Linked DNA regions of Homo sapiens: region 1 is linked to region 2. Evidence: read pairs that join two places in POLR2A ChIA-PET (ENCODE). Cell type or tissue: PC-9. All regions are shown on one strand. Each heading gives the region's core, and the rest is flanking DNA. Links, peaks and the distances in the headings are about the cores only.

The links. Peaks named below come from ENCODE experiments on the same cell type or tissue, not always from the same donor. Only the 100,000 strongest peaks of a DNase experiment are listed, where the experiment ranks them.
Region 1: POLR2A ChIA-PET joins it to region 2 with 17 read pairs; 2 of 35 experiments call an interaction of 5 or more read pairs at or near these places.

Annotation. Positions count from the first base shown.
Region 1 is chr6:143,891,126-143,901,892 of GRCh38, reverse strand. ZC2HC1B (zinc finger C2HC-type containing 1B) reads right to left here. Exons shown (of 8, transcript NM_001013623.3): 5 at 3,202-3,341. Among named protein-coding and RNA genes, the nearest start is that of ZC2HC1B, 32 kb to the right of the region's middle. In PC-9, for the core only: no CTCF peak of the experiment used is centred there; a DNase peak (open chromatin) is centred at 5,192; H3K4me3 peaks cover 593 bases; H3K27ac peaks cover 1,410 bases.
Region 2 is chr6:144,464,211-144,474,977 of GRCh38, reverse strand. UTRN (utrophin) reads right to left here. Exons shown (of 75, transcript NM_007124.3): 24 at 1,145-1,258; 25 at 219-374. Among named protein-coding and RNA genes, the nearest start is that of SNORA98, 64 kb to the right of the region's middle. RefSeq lists enhancers at 774-1,973, 4,670-5,346. In PC-9, for the core only: no CTCF peak of the experiment used is centred there; no DNase peak of the experiment used is centred there.

The DNA.
Region 1 (10,767 bases), core at 1,178-9,177, 570 kb after region 2:
TTTACAGACTGTAGGTAGACTTATACATACAAACTTTTCCATAATTAGGCTGTGTTCAAGCCCAAAGTAGTCATATTCCTCCAAAAGTGTCATGCCAATCGTATCAACTGGAAAAGGCTACTGGAGAAGGGGAGGGTGGGGTAATGTAGAGAGAGGAAAGGAGGAGCCCCTGTGTGCAAGACACTGAACCGGGCCCTTCACTTATCTATAAGTCCCCCAACAACTCAGCAAGGTACACATGATTAACCCCATTTTACAGATTAAAGTGAATCCCAAAGAATTTAAGTAACTCGGCCAAGTTTACCTAAATTATAGAATTAAAATTCAAACCCTGGCCGGGCACGGGGTCTCATGCCTGTAATCCCAGCACTTTGGGAGACCAAGGCAGGCAGATCACCTGAGGTCAGGAGTTCGAGACCAGCCTGGCCAACATGGTGAAACCTCGTCTCTACTAAAAATACAAAAGGTAGCCAGGCATGGTGGTGGGAGCCTGTAATCCAAGCTACTTGGAAGGCTGGGTCACAAGAATCGCTTGAACCCGGGAGGCGGAGGTTGCAGTGAGCCGAGATCACACCACTGCACTCCAGCCTGGGCAACAGAGTGAGACTCTGTCTCAAAAAAAAAAAAAAAAAAAAAAAAAAAGGAAGAAAGAAAGAAAGAAAGAAATTCAAACCCTGACTACTGACTGTAGAATCCTGGCTTTTTCTACATTGCACTTCTTTTCATGCTATCTCAGATGTCAAGACTGAATCTAGGCCGCGTGTGGTGGCTCATGCCTGTCATCCCAGCACTTTGGGAGGCTGAGGCAAGCGGATCACTTGAGGTCAGGGGTTTGTGACCAGCCTGGCCAACATGGTGAAACTCCATCTCTTCTGAACATACAAAAATTAGTCAGGCATGGTGGTGGGTGATTGTAATCCCAGCTACTTGGGAGGCTGAGGCCGGAGAATCGCTTGAACCCAGGAGGCGGAGGTTGCAGTGAGCCGAGATTGTGCCACTGCACTCAAGCCTGGGCAACAGAGTGAGACTCCATCTCAAAAACAAAAACAAAACAATCTATAAAACTGTATTTATTGTAACCACTGCCTCTCACCACCCATATGTCCTCCCTCCTGTGTTCTATTATCTACAGAGATTGTCTTCCTGTCTCTCCAGGCTCTGGAGCTGAAAACCTTATTGTCAACCCTGATTCCCTCTTTTATCCTATGTCTAATCATTTTCTCAGTCTCATCAATTATTTCTTAGATTCTCCCTCCCACACAACTCTATTAATCGTCCTATTCCAGGCCCTCATTCAAGGACCTGTTAATCAAGGACCTGTTAATCAAGGACCTGTCAATCAAGGACAGTCCTTGATTTTAGGGCATTTATTCAATCAATTCCTCTTTTCTTCCTCTCTCAACTGGCTTGAGTTAAAGCCCTTCTAGTTCTGGCTGCCTGTCTGCCTGTCTTGCCTGTCCCTGTACCTCTTTTTTCTTTTCTTTTTCTTTTTTTTTTTTTTTGAGACGGAGTTTTGCTCTTGTTGCCCAGGCTGGAGTGCAATGGCATGATCTTGGCTCACCACAACCTCTGCCTCCCCAGGTTCAAGCAATTCTCCTGCCTCAGCCTCACAAATAGCTGGGATTACAGGCATGTGACACCACACACGGCTGATTTTGTATTTTTAGTAGAGACGGGGTTTCTCCATGTTGGTCAGGCTGGTCTCAAACTCCCTACCTCAGGTGATCTGCCCACTTCAGCCCCCCAAAGTGCTGGGATTACAGGCGTGAGCCACCACACCCAGCACCCTGTACCTCTTTCGTAGGTACTCTATGCTTTCGCTCCCCAGATGGGTGCCTCAGGCCACAAGCTGGATGTTTTGTGCATAAAGCCCTTCCCAACCCCAACTCTAGGCTGGTGAACCCATTTTGATATTTAAGGGCAAAAAGTTTGCTTGCCTTTGAAGACTTCCAGGAATTGCAGTGACTTCTTCTTCCATAGCTCTCCTATATATGCCAACTGTACCAGCTCTAAGTCCCCCTCCATCTTTCAATGACAAATTCTTGATCAAACCAGTACCTAGCGCAGTTTCTGGTACATAGTTGATAGTCAATAACCTTCTAATGCTTAAGGGGATAGCGCTCAGGATCCACAGTCTGTGGGATCCGCTTTTGTTGGAAACGGTCCCACCCCATTACATACTGGATTTAACCAGAAGCTTTCTAAACAGGCTGTAGGGGCCAGGCACGATGCTCACACTTGTAGTTCTAGCACTTTGGGAGGCTGAAGAGGGCAGATTGCTTGGGCCCAGGAGTTTGAGACCAGCCTGAGCAACACAGTGAGACCCCATCTCTACTAAAAATACAAAAAATTAGCTGGGCGTGGTGCTATGCACCTGTAGTTCCAGCTACTCAGGAGGCCGAGGTGGGAGTATCACCTGCACCTGGGAGGTCAAAGCTGCAATGAGCCATGATTACACCATTGCACTCCAGCCTGGGCAACAGAGTGAGCCCCTGTCTCAAAAATAAATAAACAGTCTGTATACACTTAAAGTATCCAGACCAACTTTTCATGGCATCTAAGCCACGTCTATGAAACTAATAGTTTTTATGCTATATTGTAAGTATGTACCTGAGACCTTCGACTGTATGGTGCTGTTTGCTGGCTCCAGTTCTGTGGTTTATAAATCTACTGTCTTCCACTTCAGGTTGTTATTTTACTGATTTGCACCTAATGTTAACAGCTGCTTCCATTCATCCACATATCCCTTTAACTTGCTGATTCTGTGACTTTAAATAAAAGGTGAAGACCCCTCCTCTATAGAGCAAAACACATGACCTGTGGGGCAGTTGCCTTGGGACAGCCTGTCCCACTCAGGCAGTTTCACTTCAGGTTCGCAATTCTTTTCTGGGTGATTAAGGTTGATACTGTTGGATAAAGAGTTTTGCCATAATGCTATAGAAACACTATGTATTCAAGTCTTCACCCAAAGAAGCTTCAAATACTTTAGAAATATTTTTTTCTACAACACCCAAAGGTGCCTTAGCTGGAAAGCATTCTCCTGCAAAAGAAGTCAGCTCCCACAGGGGTGAGCAATCATGATCAGCTCTCTTCACGCTTACACTTCTTAGGATGGGTAACTGAGGTTCTCTAGGGAGTTCTACCGGCTCACCCCTAGGCATTCAAGGGCACAAGAGCCAACACCTGGGGAGAGATAGTTACCTGAGCTCTGGATGCCAATTTGGCTGCTGTCTGAGCTGGATTAAAGACTCGGCGAGAAGACTGATCCTTGCAGAAATTAGTATGTCGCTCAGCTGCGCTTTCATTAAACCTTCTCATACAATATGGACGTTGAATATAATCTGAATGTAAAGATAACAACAAATGGCAATTAGCACTTCAAAAACAACTATAGAATACTATAGAATTATAGAATGAACTACATGAAGTGAAATAAGGATATGATGGCTCATGCCAGTAATCCCAGCACTCTGTGAGGCTGAGGTGAGTGGACTGCTTGAGTCCAGGAGTTTGAGACCAGCCTGGGCAACACGGCAAAACCCCGTCCCTACAAAAAATTAGCCAGGTGTGGTGGTGTGTGCCTGTGGTTCCAGCCACTTGAGAGGATAGCTTGAGCCCAGAAGGTCAAGGCTGCAGTCAGCTGTGATCATGCCACAGCACTCCAGCCTGGGCAACAGAACAAGACCCTATTTCAAATAAGTAAATAAATAAATATGTAAGTAATGATATGAACTCTGCTCCAACATGAAAGAACAAGGTCCCAAACTCTGGTTTGAGACTATTCCAAAGGGCAAGACATGCAGGGCTCAACTAAAGGACATGGCATGGAAAAATGTCACAACCTGTGCATTCATTTCAATTGTCTGTCCTTGAAATGTTTAAGTGATGTACTTTTCCAGAAAAACAAAGAAAATTAATCTTAAGAACTTCTCAATGAAATGAATTATTTAGTAAATCCTGTGTAAAGAAAGTAGTTCTAGAATCACAGAATGTTAGTATTGATGGCACAGTAGGGCACAGAATATTCAAAAGCATAGGTTGTAGTGCTGGGTGGGTCTTAGAGAAGTTACAGAGTTACAGAGGGAGATGGGATGTTTCAAAATGTGGGTTTGGGAGATATGAATGGAAGTCAATGGGACTGTGTCACTGGCAGAAAGACATACTGCTTTTGCAGTGGCTAGATTTTTTTTTTCACTTAACTACTAAGTGAGCAGGCAATATATTCAGGAAGGAGATAGTAATAGGATAAAAGGTGAGGACTCAAAAAACAGAAAAGGGAAAGAAGGAGGGATGATAGGAAAGTTCACCGAAAACAGCTTCAGCTTCCAGAGATGCAATGGCCCAGGCAGCTCCTGTCGGCCCCAGGTTCTCTGTGGTTCTGTATAATATCTTTTTTTTCTTCTTTCATTTGCAATTAACAGACATAATTGGTTACGGAGAGAAATGAGAAGTGGGAAACAGGCAAGATCTTCTTAGAATGTGGAGCTGCTCATAGCAAAACTAGGTTGGCAACTACCCCTCTAAATCAAGCAGGGATTGGTGTTTGCTTTGTTTTGTTTCAGGCACCTTAAAGGGATAGCACACTAGATATCAGCAACATAAAATAATCCCACCGCCCCGACCCCAGGAAGGGTGTGAAACTGCATCAACCTCAAACTCAGTGTAGAACTTGTGTTAGTGTATAGTCAAAATTCCTACATGCGTGGATGGGTATTTCATGTAGTGATGTTAAGAATTTTTTGTAAGCCACCTTTTTAAGCAGTTTGGGGAGTTTCCTATTTGAACAAATCATTTCCTAAAATGTATATTCATAAGATGTAACAATTGTTAAGCACTTAGGAATTATCTGGTAGCCTTATCCTTTATTTCTTACTCCATCCAGAAGGCAGTACCTCATCATTAATTTAACACTGACTGAGCATCTACTTGGTGCCAGGTGCTGTCTTACACCTGGGGATGCAATGTCTCTGAAATCAAGGAGTAAGCATTCTAGCACAGAAACAAATAAATAAAAATTTCACACGGAGATAAATGCCTTGAAAAAAAATAGAACAGGACAGCATTGGGAAATGATAAAAAGCCCAGTGCTGGAGCTTGCCTGACTGGTTTTGAGCCTGAGTTCTTTACTTGCTATGTGTGTGAACTCGGGCAAGTTACCCAACCTCCTTAAGCTTCCATTTTCCCAGCACCTACATATCACCTGTTTCATCGGGTTGTTGTGAAAGTTAACTATGAAAATCCACATAAGGGCCTGGCACAGTGGGCGGGGTGGAACATACTAAATGTTTTGTAAATGCTAGCTATTGCTATAAGGAAACAGGTTCAGCAAGGTTGTGTTTCCAACTACCAAATAGAAGTGAAACTGCCTAGGAAAAAAGTACAATAGAAAGTGCCATTATCATTCAGAATTCATTTACAATGGTTTAGAAGAACCATCTAGAACATGGCTTTTAGCTTGGTGGTTATTTCTTCAATTTTGCCAGCTGGAAAGTGAAGTCTTACATAAGAAATGCTGCAACCATAAACCCTACTCACATTAGGCAAAGACAATGATCATGGCAATACTGAGTTGCTTCCTTAATCCCACTTGCTCATTCACTCACTGCCACCCTTCTGTGTTTGGTACTACATATCACCATGGAGACAGCAAAGTTGAAGTCTATTTCCCTGCCAATGAAAATCTCAGAGATGATTAGGCAAACAGACAATTACTGCTTGGTGGGATAAACTGTAGAAGAAGAGGCACTAGGGCCTCTGGGACCCTACAGAAGGAACATAAGGCCCCACCAGAGGGGCAGAGAGCAGGCAGGAGAGAGTCCTGTGGCTGAGCATTCAAGGTTGCTGATTTCTATTTATGTTGAACTTCACATATTTTGAGAATTGTTGTATTTTCTGCAACAATAATCTGAACCCAGCATAACTGAGCTACATGTTCTACACTCAGCTCAATCGGAGTCACCTCTCTTCCTCTATCAATAATGTTTTCATAAAATCACCATGTCCTATTTATTTCAATAGGTAATGATTTTAAAAGTCAGAGTCCAAATGAATTCTTTCGAGGAATATGGTGGCCAGATCTCAGAGAAAAGTGGAAAACCAAGCATTATTTTAAAATGCCAATATTGTGCTGTGTATCCGTGTCTATGTAGCTATGCAAAATGGTAACTGAATGTCCCAGGCCTCATAGAAAAATAACAATTATAAATATTCTATATCACTGTCCCCATAAACTGTCACAGTATCCTAGAAATTTAAATCATTGACAGACTTAGCTAAGTCACTAAAAAGTAGAATATAGGCATGTCTCAAAAACTGAATCATGAAAATAGGGAATCATGCTGAGGAAAAAAGGGAAATTACTGGCACATTCATGCATGTTAGGCCATGTTATATATAACTCTAGTTATATGTATATAAATTCTTTAGTACTGGCCGGGTGCAGTGGCTCATGCCTGTAATCCCAGCACTTTGGGAGGCCGAGGCATGTGCATTACCTGAGGTCAGGAGTTCAAGATCAGCCTGACCAATATGATGAAACCCCATCTCTACTAAAAATACAGAAATCAGCTGGGCGTGGTGGCGGGCGCCTGTAATCCCAGCTACTCAGGAGGCTGAAACAGGAGAATTGCTTGAACCTGGGAGGCGGAGTTTGCAGTGACCCGAGGTCCTGCCATTGCACTCCAGTCTGGGCAACAAGAGCAAAACTCTGTCTCAAAAACAACAACAACAACAAAAAACAAATAAATTCTCTAGAACTTAAGCCTGAGAATTCTGGGCTAATATAAAATCCTTGCACAAACAAAATCATCAAACCGTGGTGAAAATGTTGGGAGTGCATATAATCATTTGGTTTGTTGCATAAAATTATGTTAAGGACACAAGAAAGAAGTTAATTATAAAATTATGTGTTAGCATAGAAATACAAAGAAAAATAAATTGAACATTTGGTGAGGACTTACAAAAGGAATTTTTTTTAGAGAAACAATAATCCCCACATTTTAGATCCAAGTCACGGTTAGATCCAAGTTGGATCTAAAATGTGAGAGAAATTCACACAGCAGGACATCTGACATGGTTTCACTTATTCAATTAAAGAACCATAAGGTAGCCATCAACCCTGTAGTTTCTAATCTTAAAATGAATATATTTCTCATAAAAGATGTTTTTTGTTATATGAAACTTGTTGCCAAAGTACTTACATTATTACTAAAATCACAGCACAGATCTTTCTACTGAATATCTTAAGACAACACATTATTTCAAGATATATTTTCATTAGCACTCAATAAAAGGGAAGCAAATATGAGGATTATTTTCTGGTATAGAAGTTCAGATGACATATTTTTCAGATGATTTTATAGTATGACTACACTGTGGCTTTTTGTTTTTGCACTTTCTTAAATAGTCTTTTTGAGGAATAATTTACACACAACTAAATGCACCTATTTTACATGTACAGTTCAATGAGTTTTGACGAATGTATCCATTTTAACCACCTCAATTAAAATACAGAACATTTTCGTCACCCCAAAAAGTTCCCTCATGCCCCCTTTCAGTCAATATTTTGCAAAACCCAGTCTCAGGCAGCCAATTATCTATTTCCTATTACTATTCATAAGATTTCCCTGTCCTATAATTTCATATAATAGAACATCTATGTTGCTGCATGTATTTCCTCCTTATAGTTGAGTACTAGACCATTTTGTAAATATTCCACAATCTGTTTATCTATTCAATTGTTGATAGACATTTTCAGTTGTTTCCAGTTTACGCTATATGAATAAAGCTATGAACAATCATGTAAATCTTTTTTATGGACATGTTTTCATTTTTTGTATAAATATCAAGAAATGGAATTGCTTTATAGGCTAAGTGTATGTTTAACTTATTAAGAAAATACCAGTGCAGGCCGGGCGCGGTGGCTCACACCTGTAATCCCAACACTTTGGGAGGCTGAGGTGGGTGGATCACGAGGTCAGGAGATCAAGACCATCCTGGCTAACACGGTGAAATCCTGTCTCTACTGAAAATACAAAACATTAGCTGGGTGTGGTGGTGGGTGCCTGTAGTCCCAGCTACTTGGGAGGCTGAAGCAGGAGAATGGCGTGAACCTGGGAGGCGGAGCTTGCAGTGAGCCGAGATGGTGCCACTGCACTCCAGCCTGGGTGACAGAGCAAGACTCTGTCTCAAAAAGAAAAGAAAGAAAAGAAAATACCAGTGCAAAATGGTTGTACTGTTTTATACTTCTATCAGCAGTGTATGAGACTTCCAGTTGGTCCACATCATAGCAAACACTCATAGCGTCAGTCTTTTTCTTCTTTGTTTTTTGAGACAGTCTCACTCTGTCACCCAGGCTGGAGCGCATTAGCACAATCTCTGCTCACTGCAACCTCTGCCTCCAGGTTCAAATGATTTTCATGCCTCAGCCTCCCAAGTAGCTGGGATTACAGGAGTGAGCCACCATGCCTGGCTAATTTTTTTTGTATTTTTAGTAGAGACAGGGTTTTGCCATGTTGGCCGGGCTGGTCTCAAACTCCCGGCCTCAAGGGATCCGCCTACCTTGGCCTCCCAAAGTGCTGAGATTACAAGTGTTGTATTGTCAGAGTCTTTAATTTTAGCCACTGAAGTGGATGTGTAGTGGTATCTCATTATGGTTTTTAATTTGCATTTTCCTAATGAAAATGATGTTGAGTATCTTTTCGTGTGCTATTGGCTATTATTTTGTGATGTGTCTGTTCAAATAAATCTGTTTACCTTTTCTGATTGGGTTGTCTCCTTATTACTGAGTTTTAAGAGTTCTTTACATGTTCTTGATATGAGTTCTTTGTCAGATATACAAATTATGAATATTTTCTCCCAGTCTGTAACTTGCCTTTCCATTTTTTTTTTTCTTTATTCATCATTTCTTCAGACCAGATCCATTTTCTTAAGTCTTAAACTGAAATGTTTAATTTTGGTAAGGCTCAATTTACTAATTTCCTTTTTTTAAAAAAAAATTATTAGTGGATTTTGTGTCCTGCCTGGGAAATCTTTGTTGGCCTTTAGTTGTAACAATTATATTAGGTCAATGATCCTTTTTGAATGACTTTTTATATATGGTTGATATAGTTTAGATATTTGTCCTCTTCAAATCTCATGTTGAAATTTGATCTTCAGTGTCGGAGGCAGTCCTAGTGTGAGGTGTTTGGATCATGGGGGTGGATGTATTATGAACAAGCTTGGTACTGTCCTTTTGCTAAGGAGTAAGTTCTTGCTCTATTAGCTCCCATCATAACTTATTGTTAAGAAGAGCCTGGGCTGGGCGCAGTGGCTCACGCCTGTAATCCCAACACTTTGAGAGGCCGAGGCAGGCGGATTGCTTGAGTTCAGGAATTCAAGACCAGCCTGGGCAACATGGAGAAACCCCACCTCTACCAAAAATACAAAAAAATTAGCCAGGCACAGTGGCATACATCTGTGGTCCCAGCTACTCAGGAGGCTGAGGTGGGAGGATAGCTTGAGTGTGGGAGGCAGAGGTTGCAGTGAGCTGAGATCATGCCACTGCACTCCAGCCTGGGTGACATAGTGAGACTCCCTCTGAAAAAAAAAAAAAAAAGAGCCTGTCACTCCTCCTTCCCACCTCCTTCCCTTCCCTCTTGCTTTCTCTCTTGACATGTGATGCCTGCTCCCCTTCACCTTCCATCATGATTGGAGACTTCCTGAGATCCTCGAGAGAAGCAGATGCCAGTGCCATGCTTCTTGTACAACCTGCAGAACTGTGAGCCAAAAAACCCCCTTTTCTTTATAAATTACCCAGCCTCAGGTATTTCTTTATAGCAACACAAACAGATTAAGACAATGGTATAAGAATCAAGGTTCATTTTTCCATATGGATATCCAGTTGTTCTACCATCATTTGTTGATAAGACTAGCCTTTCACCCAGTGAATTACCTTGGCATCTTTTAAGAAAATCAATTACCCACAGATAGGGGGGTGTCTATATCTAGATTCTATTTTCTGTTAAATTGATACACCATACCAAGTTGTCATGATCACTGTACTGTTATAATAAGTCTTGACATCAGGTAATGTAAATACTCCAATTTTGTGCTTTTTAAAAACTATATTGCCTATTCCAGATCCTTTCCAGTTCCATAAAATCTTTGAATCAGCTAGTCAATTTCTTTTTTTTCTTTTTTCTTTCTTTTTTTTTTTTTTTGAGACAGAGTTTCGCTCTTGTCACCCAGACTGGAGTGCAGTGGTGCCATCTCTGCTCACTGCAACCTCTGCCTCCCGGATTCTCCTCCCTCAGTCTCCTGAGTAGCAGGGATTACAAATGCCCACCACCACATCCAGCTAATTTTTTGTGTTTTTAGTAGAGATGGGGTTTCACTGTGTTGACCAAGCTGGTCTCAAACTCTTGACCTCAAGTGATCCACCTGCCTCGGCCTCCCAAAGTGCTGGGATTATAGGTGTGAGCCACCACGCCTGGCCAGCTAGTCAATTTCTACTCAGCAAAAATAACTTCTAGGTATTTCTAGTGGAATTACATTGAATCCATAGGTTAATTTGGGTAGAATTGACATCATAACACAATCTTGAGTCTTCCAAACCAGAAAAATGGTAAATCTCATCATTTATTCTGGTCCTCTTTAATTTCTTGAAGGAATGCTATGAGATTTTCATTTTATAGGTTCTGCATATATTTTGTTAAATACACCCCTAAATATTTACTATTTTTATGTTATTATAAATTTATTAAATTTCTTTTTTTTTTTTTTTGAGAT
Region 2 (10,767 bases), core at 1,587-9,586:
ACAAGAATGGATAAGCCCTGAGCCAAACTGGACAATCAGCACCCTCTCTTAATTTAAAAAATGATGCCTTTTTTTTTGGCCCCAGCTCACTACCCATGCTGGAGTTATTCTAGACCATCGTTTTTCAAACTGGATGGGTCATAATACATTTAGTCAGCTGAGAGAAGCTACAGTCTACATCTCCTGAAAACCGTAGGTAGTAAAGTTGAAAAACTCACCTCCTTGCTAAGTTTCTCCAGTTGAGTTTGGTAGTCACCTAGTCTTGTCTGCACCCAAGTTTTTATTCCAGCAACTGGACCACTTCGAAGATTAGTCTCTATTTCCTTCATGTTTTTCAGAGATGATTCAATTGTTTCTATTTCATTAACAAATGCCTAAACACATAAAAGATGCATGTTGAGTTCATTACTATATAAGTGGATGCCATAATTATAGTTTGTCTGCTTATCTCCCTGCAAATATTACACAAGCAGACTGCTTAAGAGTCAGTACTTCTAACTACTTAAGAAATATTGTGCCTTAAGAAACTCATTTCACCTGGGTGCTTGATATAGCCATCTGCCAAATTAGACTGGAAATACTTGACTCTCAGAAGGGAATAGCCTTTTAATTAATGTAGAGAAGCCTGATGATTTCACCAAATATAAACTGCATGCACTATTACTAGCAAATTCATTTCTTGTTTTTTGTTTTTTTAACACTTTAAGTTCTAGGGTACACGTGCACAACATGGAGTCATTGTATATTGCTTTTCTTGTGCCACATGGTGAGGATTTAAGAAAAACATACTTAAATGAATTTGATGAACAGACACTTCTCAAATTCATTTGTTAAATATGTTTTTCTTAAATCCTCACCATGTGGCACAAGAAATGCAATATACAATGACTCCTAATGAACCAAAATTGTTCTTGTTCTCTATTCTATAACCTCTCAAAATTCTATAACCACGTCCAGAAATAAAAACTTGAAGAATCTGTCATTCTTTTATTAGCTATAAAGTCATAAAAGCTTTATGATGAAAGATATTTTATCTAGATGTAATGCTATGCTATATTCTCACAATTTTAATAATAGCAGCAAATAACATAGAAAAAGAACAAAATGTTATTTATGACAAGTTCCCCAGATCAGCAGAACTCACAGAGCACTGGTCTAACTGCCTCTGTAGACCTGCGTCGTCTCCTTGGGCAGCCTGCTGTTTCATTAAGAAGTCTTTCACGCCATCCATCCACTTCTCAATGACTGTTGAATCGGCCTAATCGAACATGATAACAGAGGGGGATATTACTTCGTGACGTTCAGCCTACTACATCTCAAGATCTACCGCCACTGGAACAAAGGAACTTTTTAAAGCTCCGATAGCATCGCTTTCATTTATGTTATTTCTTTTTCTAAACCTTCCAAATTTGAAAATGATTATTTTCTTCATTCTTGACTAAAATCCTCAAGAGATGACAGGTTAGTAACCACTCTAAAAATTTCCAAACGCTAGCTCTTTTTGCTTAAATGCAAGCAATAGTTATGATTTAAAATGCAAATTACAGGGAAAAAATGCATTTCTAGGTTTTATCAGCTATAAAATATTTTGCTCTGATATAATTTAGAACAATTTTTCTCTAAAGTTAGTAACTCAGAGCAGGAATAAACAAATAGCACGGTAGAGGGAATACAATAGATGGTTCTCATTTCTGCTTTTGGATGCCTTTTTATCTGAGAACTCAAGACAGTCCCCGTTCAGCTCCAATATTTCATCCAACATTTATTAAGCACCTACTATATATATAAAATCCAGCTACTGTGTATGGCGATAGGGGTTCAAAGACAAATGTGAAAGCAAACATTTTGCAAAGAGAAAGAGACTTTAGAGAGAAGGTAACATTGGAACCAGGCCTTAAAGAATGCAAATAAGGGCCAGGTACGGTGGCTCACGCTTGTAATCCCAGCACTTTAGGAGGCCCAGGCTACGGATCACGAGGTCAAGAGATCAAGACCATCCTGGCCAACAAGGTGAAACCCCGTCTCTATTAAAAATACAAAAATTAGCTGGGGGCGTGGTGGGGCACCTGTAGTCCCAGCTACTCGGGGTGGCTTAGGCAGGAGAATAGCTTGAAACTGGGAAGCAGAGGTTGCAGTGAGCCAAGATGGCACCACTACACTCCAGCCTGGCGACAGAGCAAGACTCTGTCTCAAAAAAAAAAAAAAAATGCAAGTAAGTAGATGCAATTTTAGCTTTTGAGCTCCAATACCAAAATCATTGTCATTTCTTTCCATAGGTGGGCAACTGCCATGTTTTTCTCTGGTCTTCTACTGATTACATGTTCCCAATTCCTTCCATGATGTCTGTAGGACATGATATTTAGGTATTGCTCACTACTCTGATCAACACGCTCTGGAAACTACATCAATTTTTAATGTCCTTAAAATATGCCACCCAGAACCAACTATTCTGATCCTTATAATGTTTGAATTGATCACAAAGATCTAACTAGTTTATATAAGGTTATCAGAGATTATCTCAAATACTTTGGTGAAATCAAGACTTGCCAAGAATGTTCATTTGTGAGCATTATTTGAACTAAATGAGAGAGCATCTTCAAATGTGAGATGTTATCACTCTGTGTATCTAATAATCTAGGCTTCCTCCTCCAAAAAAAAAAAAAAAGAAAAGAAAGTAGTACTTAAAGGAAATGAGTCTGGGCAAGGCCTATTATTGGTATCCATGTTGATTCCTGGTGACCACGACATTCTTTCCTAAGCACATATAAGATCTCTAGTCGGTTATTTATCTTACAGTTTGGCTAGGAACTGACATCAAACTTACTTTATATCTTCTGCTTCTAAAAACTAATGTTTCCTCTTAATTAGGACATTCCTCCATCTCCATTTTTCTGGTAATTTCTCACAAGATTATGACGTAAATGACCCTGAGATCAAGGGTAAAAATCCCACTTGGGATGTAGATTTATGCATCTGGAGGAGCTCTGAGTGGTTTTGCTTGTGGTCCTAAGTTCAGGCTCTAAAGCACTCTCAGTAATGACTATTCTATACTTTGTAGTTTTGAAGGCCATTCTCTGATGAAGATGGCAAGTAAAAAGTGCTTATCTAGCTAGGTTTCTCTGTGTCTTCCATTAATATTATACCATCCTGTCTAAGCACTTCTGCATCTCGTTTATTCTTGGCACAGCTTTGAAAGCCTTTCAGTTCCATTGCACACTTTCCCCAAGCTGCTTCCTCCTCTCTTCTCCAGCCTGTCTGACACTATTCCCACAGGTCCATGCTACCCTTATATATTTTCAGTTGGTTACAGGTCACTTCTGTGTTTGCTCCAGCATTTCAAGGTCTTAGCATAGAAGGCTTCTTGGGAAGACATGCTCAGGACGGGTAGAGTGGGGCATCCAAAAAAGACAGAAGTGCAAAAAGAGAGAAAGTGTGAATACATTCACAGAGTTCATAAAATGACTTTAAAAATTCTCCGTTTAACTTGTCACCACAGATTCTTGCACTGCTAATCTCCATTCTGCACTTTTAAAGAATGCATTACTGCTGTATAACTGGGAAATTCATTAACTCTAGTTTGAATAAGGAAAACTGATAGTCTCCTCAGCCAAAATTTTCAAAATTTATATGGAAGCATTATATTTCAAGGAAGTTTTAACCACAATTGGCTTTGACTTGAGTAAGTGGCCTTAACTACTCCAGTCACTGGCATATGAGGAAGTTTTATGGCCTCAACAGCCTTCCCTCCTCCCTCCTTCCCACCCTCTCTCTAATACACGCAGACCCATCAGGGCACATGCAATTCACATGTATCTGTTCCTTCTCTCCCTCTGACATGAGAAAAAAAGAAAGAGAAAAGAAACAGATCCCTCTCCCTCTCCCTCTCCCCCTCCCCCTCCCTCGCCCCCTCCCCCTCCCTCTCCCCCTCCCTCTCCCCCTCCCTCGTCTCCCTCTCCCCTTTGCACGGTCTCCCTCTGATGCCGAGCCAAGGCTGGACTGTCCTGCCGCCATCTCGGCTCAATGCAACCTCCCTGCCTGATTCTCCTGCCTCAGCCTGCCGAGTGCCTGGGATCGCAGGTGCGCGCCGCCACGCCTGACTGGTTTTTGTATTTTTTGGTGGAGACGGGGTTTCGCCGTGTTGGCCGGGCTGGTCTCCAGTTCCTGACCGAGAGTGATCTGCCAGCCTCGGCCTCCCGAGGTACCGGGATTGCAGACGGAGTCTCACTCACTCAGTGCTCAATGTTGCCCAGGCTGGAGTGCAGTGGCGTGATCTCGGCTCGCTACAACCTCCACCTCCCAGCCGCCTGCTTTGGCCTCCCAAAGTGCCGAGATTGCAGCCTCTGCCCGGCCGCCACCCCGTCTAAGAAGTGAGGAGCGTCTCTGCCCGGCCGCCCAGTCTGGGAAGTGAGGAGCGCCTCTTCCCGGCCGTCATCCTGTCTAGGAAGTGAGGAGCATCTCTGCCTGGCCGCCCATCATCTGGGATGTGGGGAGCGTCTCTGCCCCGCCGCCCTATCTGGGATGTGAGGAGCGCCTCTGCCCGGCCGCGACCCCGTCTGGGAACTGAGGAGCCCCTCCGCCCAGCAGCCACCCCATCTGGTAAGTGAGGAGCCCCTCCGCCCGGCAGCCACCCCATCTGGGAAGTGAGGAGCGTCTCCGCCCGGCAGCCGCCCCGTCTGGGAGGTGGGGGGCGCCTCTGCCCGGCCACCCCATCTGGGAAGTGGGGAACCCCTCTGCCCGGCCGCCACCCCGTCTGGGAGGTGTACCCAACAGCTCATTGAGAACGGGCCATGATGACGATGGCAGTTTTGTGGAATAGAAGGGGGGGAAGTGTGGGGAAAAGAAGGAGAGATCGGATTGTTGCTGTGTTTGTGTGGAAGGAAGTGGACATAGGAGACTCCATTTTGTTCTGTACTAAGAAAAATTATTCTGCCTTGGGATGCTGTTGGTCTATAACCTTGCCCCCAACCCCGTGCTCTCTGGAACATGTGCTGTGTCCACTAAGGGTTAAATGGATTAAGGGCGGTGCAAGATGTGCTTTGTTAAACAGATGCTTGAAGGCAGCATGCTCGTTAAGAGTCATCACCACTCCCTAATCTCAAGTACCCAGGGACACAAACACTGCGGAAGGCGGCAGGGCCCTCTGCCTAGGAAAACCAGAGACCTTTGTTCACATGTTTATCTGCTGACCTTCCCTCCACTATTGTCCTATGACCCTGCCAAATCCCCCTCTCCGAGAAACACCCAAAAATGATCAATAAATACTAAAAAAAAAAAGGAAAGAAACAGACAGAGAAGCCATGTAGGCCAATGGATCATCCCAAAAGTGACAAAGGGAATAGAAGGGAACCTGTAAAGCCACACTATAATATTTTCACTACTAAAAATCCTGCATGTAATTCTAACCACACTGTGCTCTAAAAGAGACAGTGTGCCCATATAAAGAAATGCTGAGGTCTGACTACCAAGCTCAGCACCTGCCTAGCCATGGGGCCTTGAGAAACTAATTTTTCTTTGAGCCTTAATAACTCATTGTGAAACTGGAATCATAACAACTATCTTGTCTGGTTGTTCTGAAAAACAGAGACTCCCACATAGAAGAATGCACTAAATGGTAGCGATTATTATACTAAGATCTACAAAACCAACTGCTTTATTATGACCAAGATTGAGACCATAAAAGAGTTACCACATCCAAGTTTTGGTGTTTATGTCCCATCAGAGGCACCACAGGAATGAACAGCCAGGATGAGCATGTGTTTGCATAAGCATGGGTTTCACTTTTTTAATTGCTGCCAACATTAATGCTTGTTCTATCCTGTAACTGTTTCAAAGTAACTGTTTCAAATGGCTACTGCTTATATATCTGGCTAGACCTGGCCAAATACAGCTCATGGGAAGGAATTGGTACAGAAGGAAAGGCCCATCCTTTAGAAGTGCCTGGCAGCAGCAGATTCACTCGGCGTTTCCACCTCGTGGCACACCGCGCGGGAAGGGTTATCAAGTCCCAAAGATCAATGCTACCTACCACCTGTACCTGTATGGGTGAAGGCAGAAGACAGGGAGCTCTACTCTGCCTTCCACTCTCCCTATCTTATCTCCCCTTTCCCTGAGCAAAATATTGTCACAATCAACCTGTAGCAGATGTTTCCTGTGCTTTTCAAACATACCAAAAGTCTGCTCATCTTTAAGTCAATTCCACCACAACAAAGAGGTTGATTACAAAGATCGTCAAAGAGCTCACATGAAAATAGTGTTTCTCTGTCCATTTAAAAATTACTCAGCTGATGCACTTACAAGCTTCTAATCTACAATAATGACGATTTTTTTCTTCACCTCCATCTGCTTACAGAACACACGCATGCACACACACACACACACACACACATTTCTTTAAGGGACTTCAGTTCTTACAAACCAAAACGAAATATAAAAACTGTTAGTAAATTTCTAAAGCAAATGTCATTATTTCACATGCAAAAAAAAATAAACTAAGTACTAATCTGGGGCAGCCATTTCTCATACCTATTTTTACTCACAAATATTCAAATGAATATAAAATTACGAATACAGTATTTTTTGAAAATCAAAATATCAAATATTCTAGTATGGAAGGGTCAAAGTCTACATGGACCATCACTGCTCAAAAGCAATGATTTCTAAGCATTTCAGATGGGCAACAACCTGCTATGGGATCACGGACAAGGAACAGCAAGGTCATTAAAACAATTCCTCTGACCCTATCTCACCTCATTTCCCATCCCCCATCCTGTGACCTAAGGATGGAGGTAATTTAAAGCTTGGTAAATCTGGATTTAAGACAGTAAGATTGCAAGGTACACAACTACCTCTGGAGACTTGATTACAGCTAAATTCTTGGCATTTTCTTTTGCTCCTCCCCCATCTGTCGGAATGTCCACAGCTTTTTAAGACATAGACCAGAAAAAAAAAAAAATAGTGTGAAGCCAGAATTAAAACAGTAATTTAAGGCAGCCAGGTTCCTATTTTGTTTCACTTTATAATACTCAATAACCTCAAAAACACAACCTTGAAAATGTGCTCTCTCACTTAGTAGGGAAGACAAACAATGACACTGCTACTACACTTATTAAAAACTAATAAGGTTCTTAAATCTAAGGAAGGGAATATATGAATATTCCCTTCAGTAAAGTAAAATGTGTTCACAAATGAGAAAAAAAACTCAAACCCTTATGAGATAATTATATCAATTATATGTTACCTAAGAAGGGTTAAATCATCCGTACTAATATTACTCTTAGAAAGTATTGCATTTTTACCCTAAAATGCTTTCCAAAGTACTCTCAAAACCTGGTTCTGCCTGTTGGAGCTCCAGCACGCCCCCCTCCAGATTCCGGGTCAGAGCAAGTCCATTCATGTGTGCCTTTGACTGTTCAACAGTTGAAGGAAGAGGCATGACTACACAGGTGTCCTGCCACTTAGGATAACCAGGCTTTAGACTGTATAAATCCACTCTCACTAGAGAGGCCGGACACATCAATTACATTCACATCTGCTAACTTGCTCTATGCCTGACAGGGATCCAACCCTCAAAGAGCTCATGCCTCGTGGGAAGAGAGACACACATTTCTCACCATAATAAAAGACGGCCTGAGATGGGTCATTGTGAAGGTGTAAATGACACACAGTCGAATCACAGAGGAGGGAACGATTATCTAGCTATGGGTGTAGTGATGAGCTGGGCTGAAGACAGATGAGCAGACAGGAGGAGGAGGGATGTGAATTCCTAGCAAGTACATGACATTTTCAGAGAAAGGCAATAGTCTAGGATGGTCTTTGGTGACCCACCGTATTCTCCCCACCTGACTCAGCTCACAGTGGAGATGCAGGGAGGGCTTCAGGGCAAGAAAGGGACATTTTGTATTAATGGCACTTGGTATTAATTTGTATTAATGGTGAAGACAACCAGATCCTTTCAGAAGTACAACTCTGGTATTGGTGTGAAAGATGAATTCCAGAGAGAAGAGACAGGAAGTGGGAATCAGATTTAAAGGGTAATGAAATTTTCAGGGAAAGAGATTGCATGAGAGCCTGAACCCAGAAGGAAGGGCCTGGAGGAGGAGCCTGAAAAGGCAGGAGCGCTGGAAAATAGAAGACAGTTTTGTGTGTGCCTTGGGGACATCTTTCATTTCCCAGTTATACATAGGGCAGGAGCTCTTGAATAAGGAAAAGGAAGTACGTAATATGAAATACTTTGCAGCCCCTAAATCCAAAGATATTACTACTGGTGAGGAGAGATATATAAGCAGCCTCTTAGGATTTTATAATATGTTATCCCCATGATTCACATGAAAATCCAGTCAGTAAAATCAATAATGGAAAAAAGAAATACCCATTTCATGTATTTTCAAATGTTTTGTCACCTGGAAGGGGTATAGTAGTTTGTAAAAAGTAACAATGAATATTTTACCTCGTAAGTACAGGAATGGAGGTTATTGCTTTGGCATGGCACAAATAAAAAGAACTTAAGAATGTATTTGGGCATAACACAATGAATAAAAATATGTAGGTCCAATCTCAACATGCACAAAAGGAACCAGCTATGGAGACAAAGGAAATGCAGGCAAATGAGGAAAAACACTGCAATGCCAACAAATAACAGAAAACTGAAATTCGCACACAACTAACAGCCTCTTACAAATATTGAAGGATAGCAGAAAAAAGCAAGCACATGGCCATGAAAACACTTTCAAAGTTTAAATGTGCTGTATCAATGAAAGATGTTATTAAGTAGTGGGATTCACTTCCAAACTCTATCTGGACTATGGATTTAAATGTCCTTCACAGAGTTCCAATATCATTTCTTTCCACAGTGTGGGGGAAAATGATTGGAATTAGCAATATTTGTCAATTGTTCTTGTCTAACTTGTATGTACAAGGATCCACTGTTAATATTAGCTGCCCCCAGGAAAGAAAATGGTATTGGGGAAGAAAAGGAACTCTAAATGTTCACTGTAAGTATTTCTGTGGTATTCAATTTCTTCACAATGTGTAGGCTTCAAGTACTACTCATGTAATGAAAAATGCATTTTAAAAATAAACGAGTTAACTATTTTGTTCCTACAAAACATTATTATGAATTGGCATTGAATCTAAAACCTACTGTGCTTCATGCCTTAAAGACAAAAATAATTAAATGCCTAAAAAATCATATATCAGGTCATTGAAAAAGGGAAAACAATGATAATCTGCAAATAAATATTTATTATAATTATCTAATAATTTGAGGGTGTGGAATTTAAAGTTTTCCCAAGTAAATCATGAGTAGTTAAGTAACCAGCAATTCCTACAAAGCAAAAAAAAGGAGTTTTCTTTTGAATTTAAGATAAAACATGTATTTCAATGAAGAAGTTATACAATTAAGAAATATAGACACTGTATTCCTTAACCACAATCTTGCAGTTAGTACACAAGAAGCAAATAAAAAAAGTACTGGACATTACAAATCTGCTACTGTAACAACAAACACTTACATATCCAGACACACACCCTTGATGTTGGATATTTTTAATGGAAATAAATATTTCCAAGTGACCACTTTTAGTGCCTGGATTTGCTACATTAATAGCAACAACCCACCAAAGCTTAAAGCTGGATTACTATAACCACAGGACTCTTTTGTATTTTGGGAGAATATTTATTCTCTTTAAGCTCCATATTGAAATAGTAGCATACATTTAGCTAACCCTAAGATATACTTTTAAGAGTCAAAAGAAGACTAACTCTGAGGTTAATCTCCATTTATACTTTGGACTTAAATCTGAAAACAAAGGGATGATCTTTTGAAAAGATGGGGAATGTTTCATCTGGCATTGCTAAACTTTGGCACTAGTGACATTTGGAGCCAGATGATTATTTTGTTGTGAGGCTGTCCTGTACATGGTGGGATGTTTAGCTGCATCCCTGGCCTCTACCCACTGGAAGTCTTCTCCCACAGTTCTGACAACAGAAATGTTTCCAGAAATTAACAAGTATCCTCTGGAGGGTAAAATCACCCCGGTTGAGAATCACTGATAATACAATGCTGGGACCATAACCAAAAACTTTAGAATTATAGAAAAGGCCAATGCTCATTTTGAAAGCCGGGAACAATTGCAACTCATAATACACAACGAGAAGTGGGACCATCGCAAAGTAAAATGGGCCAGGCATGGTGGCTCATGTCTGTAATCCTAGCATTTTGGGAGGCCGAGGAGGGTGGATCACCTGAGGTCAGGAGTTTGAGACCAGCCTGGCCAACATGGTAAAACCTCATCTCTACTAAAAATAAAACCTTAGCCGGGCATAGTGGCATGTGCCTGTAGTCCCAGTTAATCAGGAGGCTGAGGCAGGAGAACTGCTTGAACCCGGGAGGCTGAAGTTGCAGTAAGCCAAGATTGCACCATGGCACTCCAGCCTGGGGCAACAGAGCAAGACTCCATCTCAAAAAAAAAAAAGTAAATGAGTCAAAAACACTAAGCCACACAAAACACATTTCTCTCCATAATTACTGGTTTATTTGAATGAGATCTCCATCTAGAACTGCACTTACACCTAGAGAAAAACTACCTCCTGTCACTACCATCACACACAGCTACCCACACACACACACAACCCCTCCATCTGTATCTTCTGCTGATCATTCATTGGAACTACCCATTAGTTCCTGAGTCAAAGAACGCCCCTCCAAATTCAGTGGTCCACTCAGAGAATCTGGCTGGATCCCTTCCACACTAATCTGTGAGGTCTTCC